2 separate regions of the Mus musculus genome follow, and region 1 is linked to region 2. The links are chromatin contacts, found by Hi-C or POLR2A ChIA-PET in ENCODE. All regions are on one chromosome and are shown on one strand. The core of a region is the stretch at or near the end of the contact, and the rest is flanking DNA. Distances in the headings are between cores, read along the strand shown.

Region 1 (3,774 bases), core at 268-2,767, 37 kb after region 2:
TCGGGCTACTTTAGCTGTTTAAAATGGGTATATATTATTTTCCTTCAAAGGTGAACTCTTTTTTTTTTTAAAGATTTATTTATTTATTATATGTAAGTACACTGCAGCTGTCTTCAGATACTCCTGAAGAGGGTGTCAGATCTCATTAGAGGTGGTTGTGAGCCACCATGTGGTTGCTGGGATTTGAACTCAGAACCAGTGCTCTTACCCGATGAGCCATCTTGCCAGCCCCCAAAGGTGAACTCTTTTTTTTTTTTTTTCTTTTTTCCTTTTTTTTTTTTTTTTTTTTTTTTTTTCGAGACAGGGTGGGTTTCTCTGTATAGATCTTGGCTGTCCTGGAACTCTGTAGACCAGGCTGGCCTCGAACTCAGAAATCCGCCTGCCTCTGCCTCTGCCTCCCAAGTGCTGGGATTAAAGGCGGCTAAAGGTGAACTCTTAACTGTGTTCTTCAGGATAACCATAAACTTTTCAGCTCAGAAATCCTCCTGCCTCAGTCTCTGGCATAACTTGGAGGAACTACTAAGTGGCTATATACAGTGATTTTAAAAAACAAAACTGTTTACTTCATAGGTAACAATATCAAACATCTCTCTTCACGGGTTTATCAGCCATTTGTGTAACTTCTTTGGAAGGTAAATGTCTTTTCAAAGCCCTTGGCTGTATTGGAATTGGTCTGCTTTTGAATTAGAGTCATAATGAGTGCGCTCTCTTCGAAAGTTTCGTTTGAGAGTCCAAAACTCCACTCATGTCATTGGCCACTCTATCGCTGCTTTTGTAGACTAAACATTTCTGTCTAAGAAGTTTTGAGATCAGCAATCTGCAGTGGAAGCATAAAATGATGTGGCCTTCAGGCTGCCAGAGGGTCCTGCGTGTGGGAGGGGAGGTAGCCGCAGGGTCTGTGCACGGCAGAACCACACAGCCTTCCTCTAGACACTTGAAATCTTTGGATTGTCGGATTTCTTCCAGTTCTTTTGTGACTTTGATTGACATTTTCCAAAAGGCTTGTCAAGGCTGGTGTCTTTGAAAAGATGCTGAAAGATTGGATTAATTTAATGTGATTTTAAATTATTTTCAGGCTAGGGGTGTGGCTTGGTTGTAGAGCACTTGCCTAGCATGCATGGACACCTCCACGTTCAGTCCCCAGCCCTGAAACAACCAAACGCCCGTCATGTTTGTTTTGAGTGTTATGGTTTTCTTCCCAGAGGGTGGCAGAAGCTTAGTTTTAGGGCTGTCATTCTGAGGACTGTGGCCTTAGACTGGGCTGCCAAGGCTGCAGGAGACTCACTAGAGAAAGGAAGAGTCTGTACGCAGATGACTGGCCGTGTCAGAGAGCTGAAAGCCCTTTCTTCTGTATGCCTCTCATAAAAGGGACCCTTTGCAGAGAGCCGAGGAGGATGCAGGCCATCACTTCGTTCCCAGGACACACATGGACTAGGTGAAAGTGGCTTTTCTTTCTGCAGGTCTGCTGAGCTTTGCCTTGGCTTCTCTCCAGACCCCTGCCTGGTTACCGTCTGGTTTCTCAATGGCAGTGGCATGGAGCTCAGGACTCTGGCCTACATCTCTTCCCCTGAACCCTTTGCAAGAATAAAATCCTTGAGAGTGTTGCCTCCTACCTAGTACTAGAAACTGGGCCTCATGACCAGCTGGCTCTGCTCCAAGCTGCCCTTGCTCCTACACATGTGAAACCTGTTTGTTTTGGCCAAGACTCTTAAAGAAAATACCTTCCACACACATCCCCCCTATAACAGCCCTGCCTTGTTCTCCTCCTCTCACCCCACCCAGCCTGCCTTTCTTCTGCCCCTCCCCAGGTCCTTCTAGATGGTTGCTCAGATCTCTTCCTGCCCCAATGCCTGTCCCTCTGCAAGCAGTGGTCATGAGAGGCCATTCCTGGTCAGTCTAGTAGAAGAAAATCCTCTGGACTTTTCTCAGTTATACACACTTGAAGGTTGTTGGACTGCATTTTTTCACTCTGTGTGTGTGTGTGTGTGTGTGTGTGTGTGTGTGCGCGCGCGTGTGTGCTCTCACACGCACATGTACGTGCAAGCACTGGTCTGAATGACCTGTGCCCTCATCCCTGTGTTCCATTTCTCAGTGTCTTTAGCTTTCACATCAGAAGCTGATTGCCTTGATGCCAGCTTGCATCAAAAACTGCTTGGGGGGGGGGGAGGGGGAGTTCATGCTTTCAGACTTGTTGATGTCGTCAGACACTTTGGTCACTTGCAGTGACTGAGAGAAGCTGAGGACTGGGACAGCATGCAATATCTGTGCTCCTGTTTCTCTAGCCTTGGTTCTTGCTGCTTTTAAACTCAAAGGCACAAACATCTGCTGTTACTGCCTGCCATTAAAAGGCCCAGTGGGACCAGGCATGGTGGTGCACGCCTTTACTCTCAGCACTCAGAAGGCAGATGAATCTCTGAGTTGGAGGCCAGCCTGGTCTACAGATCAAGTTCTGGGACAGCTAGGGCTACACAGAGAAACCCTGTCTTGAGAAACAAAAGCAAGCAAGCAACAGCAAAGGCCCAGTGGGTAGCATATGGCCATCCACTTCTTAGTTAGTTTTAAATTTTATTTCATTTTATATTTATTTCGAGACAGGCTTTCTCTGTGCAGCCCTGGCTGTCCTGGAACTTGCTTAATAGACCAGGCTGGCCTCCAGCTCACAGAGATCTACTTGCCTCTGCCTCCTGAGTGCTGGGATTTAAGGTGTGTACCACTATGCCCAGCAGACATCTGCTTTATAACATTTTACATTTTGGGCTGGAGGTGCAGCTCAGTAGTCAAGTTTGTGTTGCTTGCTCTAGACCCTGGGTCTGATCCCCAAGAATGGGCAGAGGAGAGAGGTTCATTAGTAATTGCTATGTCTGGCCACTGGGTGCTCAGCACACCCTTGAAAGAAAGGGGTTGGTGTATTTATTTCCTGAGTGGAACTACCGCTCTAGAGCAGTGGTGACTGCATCTCTCCTGTCTGGCCAGTGGGGCTGCTAAGGGAGGCTCAGGGATTTCTTTTCATGCTGGCAACCCCTGGTCTGTAGTGTTTGCTGAAGGAGGATGCAGGCAGACCAGCTCGCCTCTCCTATAGAGTGAGTCAGGCCAGGGCCAGGGACTGTAAGGTGCTGTCCTGCCTGTCTTCTCAGGGCTTTGGTCCTAGGCCAGGGCTGCCAAGGGGCAGCTGAAAGCAGCCAGGATTCAGACTAAGGTCATTCTCCTCGCGTGTTCTGCACCCCTGTATATATGTATTTGTGTGTGCTCATGTGATTCGTGTGTGTGTGTGTGTGTGTTTGTGCTTGTGTCTTCCTTTATTGGCCTCCATCTGATCCCCAACCCCCACCCTCCCTACCCCCAGCTAAGGACCCAGGGCCTTGTACTTGGTAGGCAAGCACTGTATCACTGAGCTAAATTCCCAACCCATCCATCTTTTTTTCTGACATGCTTTCGGTGAATGTGGGGCTCACTGATTAGCTAGTGGGTCTGGCCAGCGAACTCTGTGAGCCTGATCACAGTGGCAGGGTTGAGGCCGTATGCCGCCTGCCTGCCTTTACACCCTTTTCTCCTAAATTTGCATTTGTTTTTGTGCACGAGCATATTACTCTGCATATATGAAAGCCAGCCTGTGGGAGTTGGTATTTTATTCCCACCAAGTGGGTTCTGGGGATGGAACTGAGGCTGTCGGGCTTGGTGACACTCGCCCTTACCTTCTGAGCCATCTCGCTGGGTCACTGAGTACGCGCTATGGGCGATGTGGGTGCTGGGATCCAGATGCAGCTCCTCACCGTT
Region 2 (3,566 bases), core at 225-2,724:
TATAAACGGAATTTGTTTTAATGTGAAAGAAATGTAGAAGTCTAGATCCTCCGCTTCAGGGCAGAAGCGTTTTTGAAAGAGCGTAATTCGTTTCCCGAGAGACTTCTTTTTCCTTCTTTTTCTTCTCCTTCCTGGGAATGTAATGCCAATTAACCCTTCTTTAACTTTACTCCTTCAGCCCAAAGTCGGGGAACAGGGAGAGAACTCGGTCCCGCTGCTTGTTGTTGCCGTGGACTGAGCAGCTTCCGGCAGCGACCTAACCTCGGATTTCCCAAAGAACTAAGACCACCGGCTTGTGTCCACCAGGGAAGTTTCCCTTCTGTTTCGCAAGCATCTCTAACGCCAACAGAAAGTATCCAATGGTTTCATTTAACACTTCAAATATTGGCCACCTGCCTCGCGTCAGAACAGGCTAGTGTTGTGAGGGAAAAACAGAAAAAAAAAAAAAAGTCATCCTTTCCCAATTACATTTCCCTCCTTAGTCCACCAATATTAAAAATTGGAAATGGTTCCCCAAATCTGACTTTTAAAATGTCTCTCATGACAACTAAGAGAAAGAAGGTCTCTTCTGACTTTTTCTGAAGAGTTAGTAGGATGGAGTGCGAGGATAGTGTCTGTTAAGAGTTCTTACATTTTTTTTTCATGTGTATGGGTGTTTTGCATGTAAGTCTGAGCTCCACATGCGTTCGTGGTACCCTGGGAGGCCAGCAAAAGGTGTTACATCCGCTGGAGCTGGAGTTACAGACTGCTGTGAGGCGCCACAAGTGATGGGAATCAAACCTAGATTCTCTGGCAGAGCAACCAGTGCTCTTAACAGGGAACCACCTCTCCAGCCACCCCCGTACTCCCTCCCCCCCCCCCACCTTTTTTTTTCTGGAGAGAGGGTCTCACTATGTAGCCTTGGCTAGCCCGTAACTTGCTTTGTAGATCAGGCTGACCTTAAACTCACAGCGATGCAGCCAGCGGCTTCTGCTTCTCGACTGCTGGGACAAATGGCAGTTGCCACAATGCCAGTCTAACTGCAGAAGTAAAACTCTCAGGTCTTCCCTCCAGGAGGCACCAGAGGGAGGGATTTTTCAAGTCTGGTTCTAGATCTCCGCGCCTATCCCGTATTGAATCTATGCGTTTTGAATGGAGTTGAAAACAGAGGTACGCGTTACCCCCTTTTCTTTTGTTTCTACGGTGCCAGGAACAATGACCGCATTTCCAGTGCCATGAGGTCCCAAACCTTTGGGAAGGCGAGCAGTTCGGGAAGCTCCTGCAGGCGTGCCGCCTCCGATCTCCGCCACCTGGCGAATGGGCGGGTCCGCTAGGCGTAGACCGCGCCTGCGCCAGGCTCGGCTCCGCACACCGAGGCTCCCCTCCGCCAAGCGGGCTCACCTGCACGGCGGCGCCGAGCCCCGCCCACTAGGTGGGCAAGGGGGCGGGGCGCGGGGGCGCGGTGACGCGTGACGCCGGATCCCGGAAGTGACGCGCCGCCAGGGAGTGGGGGAGGCCGAGGAGGCGGGGGGAGAGGGGGTGGCGTCCCCGGCCGGTTTGAGGGGTGCGTTGCCCGGAGACGGAAAGTTTCGGAGCCGGAGCAGGCTCTGCAAGGCTCCGGGTTGAGGTCCGAGGGGTGGCGGTCCTGGGGATGGGGAAGGAGCAGGAGCTGCTGGAGGCGGCCCGCACCGGGCACCTCCCGGCCGTGGAGAAGCTGCTGTCCGGGAAGCGGCTCTCCTCCGGCTTCGGCGGCGGCGGCGGCGGCTCAGGCAGCGGCGGCGGCTCCGGGGGCGGCGGCCTCGGTTCTTCTAGCCACCCGCTCTCCAGTCTGCTGAGGTGAGTGCGCGCGCCGGGGCTCGCAGCCTGGACTGCGAGGGCTCCCCCGAGAGGTCACGGTTCCTGGGGCGCGCGCGGCGCAGGCCGGGCTCTCGTGTCTGGCGTCGCCGCTGCGGAGAATGGGGGGAGTGCCCAGGTGGCAGCCCGCGCCGCATGGCACAGCTCGGCGTCACCCTCGCCCGCCGTGAGGTGCCAGCTGTCGCTTCTCACAAAAGCCGCTTCAGAGCAGACCGAATTCGCGGAATCCCTCTCACATCCTGCAGGGACTCCCACGCCGTGCAGAGCCTCGCGACTCCCCTAGAGCACATTCTCGGCTTCCTTCCCCAACGAGCTTAGAACGTTCCACCGGGCTGTGCGGAACCCGGCTTTTGTTTGTTTTTAAAATTGCTTCTGCATTGATCACGCACGAGGTGTTCAGACTTTGAGCCCCTCTTGCGCCTGAAGCTCAGTTTGTCGTTGTCACTTTGGCTGGGTTCGTCCAAGTGGCATCTGCTCATTTCCCCCCTGAGACTTAATCGGAAAGAAACCAAGGCTTGCTCAGGGAGCTGAGGTGCGTTCAACTTTCTGAGATCTTTTAGACACTTGAATCCCGGGCTGCAAGGCTTCGGGAGGGAGGGGTCACTCTTTGTAGCTTACAAGAGGGAGGGAGGATTAGAATGCTCTGTCAGAGTGCATAAAATGTGTTGGTTCAGCAATGCTTTCTTAGCTGTTTTCTTTTCCTTCCTTGTTTTGAGGCTTTTGAGAAGTGGAAGTTCATTTAGAAGTGGTTTTCTTAGCTTCTGTTCCTTATAGGTTCATGCACTTTCAGTTTGAGTGAGTTTGGAGAGCTTGGACCCAGGAAGCCCACCGCTTTAATAAACAGTTATTCAGTACTGAGTCTCAACCCATATTTTTTTTTTTTCAGGAAGATTTTAAAAAGCACGATCCTTTGGGGGAAGAAAACCCCAATTCTGTTGGCTGCACCCAGTGTCTTGAACAATACTGGCTTATAGGTGGTACTCAAGATTTGTTGAATAGATTTGTTGAAAATTACTGATTGTAGAATGATCTCTGTGTGCGTGTGCATGCATGCATGCAAGCCTGCATGGTGAAGGCTTGACATTTGGTGTCTTGCTCAACTGCTCTCCATCTTCTTTGAGACTGTCTCTTACCAAACCTGGAATTTGCTGATTCTGCTCCACAGGCTGGTCAGCAAGTCCCAGGGATTCCCCTGCCTCTGCCTTCCCAGTACTAGCATTACAGCCACGTTGGCTTCTCTCTCTCTCTCTCTCTCTCTCTCTCTCTCTTCTTATAAACATGGGTGCTGGATCAAATTCGGGGGTTCCTGTTTGCTGAACAAAGACTTCATGGACTGAGCCATCTCCTCAGGGGATGATCAATCCCTAAATGAATTGTGATCTTCACTAGTAGTAGTTGGTACTTCAGAGGACAGACACTGCTTTGGGGTAGATTAAGAACCTTCAGGGGGAGGCACAGCTAGGCTGACTTTGAAGTCAAGTTTTGGGGTAGATCGCATATAGTTGGGAATGTTCAGGGAAGCACACCCTGATCAGAGACAGGGTTTGTTTGCTGTTTGTGGGCTACTTGGGGACTTCCTGCTTGGGACCCTGAGTAGTCCAGTCCCTTAAAGGTAAATAAGAATGGATTGGTATACTTATGGCTGTCATGTTGGCAGCCTGTCTCATGCTTGTATTCTTAGTGCCTATATTAGCACCTGGAGACACGGTCTCCTTGTTGGGGTTTCTATTGCT

Evidence for each region. Hi-C counts contacts between places; a loop is a spot of excess contacts on that map. ChIA-PET counts read pairs that join two places held with the same protein, here RNA polymerase II (POLR2A).
Region 1: a map of heart shows a loop between it and region 2 (2.0-fold over the local background). The contact joins the enhancer-like site here to the promoter of Anks1 in region 2. A Hi-C loop is called at or near these places in 3 of 37 maps with a recorded cell type or tissue (adrenal gland and heart). POLR2A ChIA-PET finds 5 or more read pairs at or near these places in 3 of 5 experiments (Patski and embryonic stem cell).

Annotation. Positions count from the first base shown.
Region 1 is chr17:27,944,382-27,948,155 of GRCm38, forward strand. All of the region lies in intron 1 of Anks1 (ankyrin repeat and SAM domain containing 1), which reads left to right. Among named protein-coding and RNA genes, the nearest start is that of Anks1, 37 kb to the left of the region's middle. Within about 2 kb of position 1,518, at least 2 of the 3 ENCODE cell types and tissues checked have a DNase peak (open chromatin) inside an H3K27ac peak, as active enhancers do; they include heart, where a contact is called at or near this core.
Region 2 is chr17:27,907,832-27,911,397 of GRCm38, forward strand. Anks1 (ankyrin repeat and SAM domain containing 1) reads left to right here and starts at 1,475. Exons shown (of 25, transcript NM_181413.4): 1 at 1,475-1,815. The coding sequence starts at 1,631. It also overlaps a transcript of Taf11 not described here.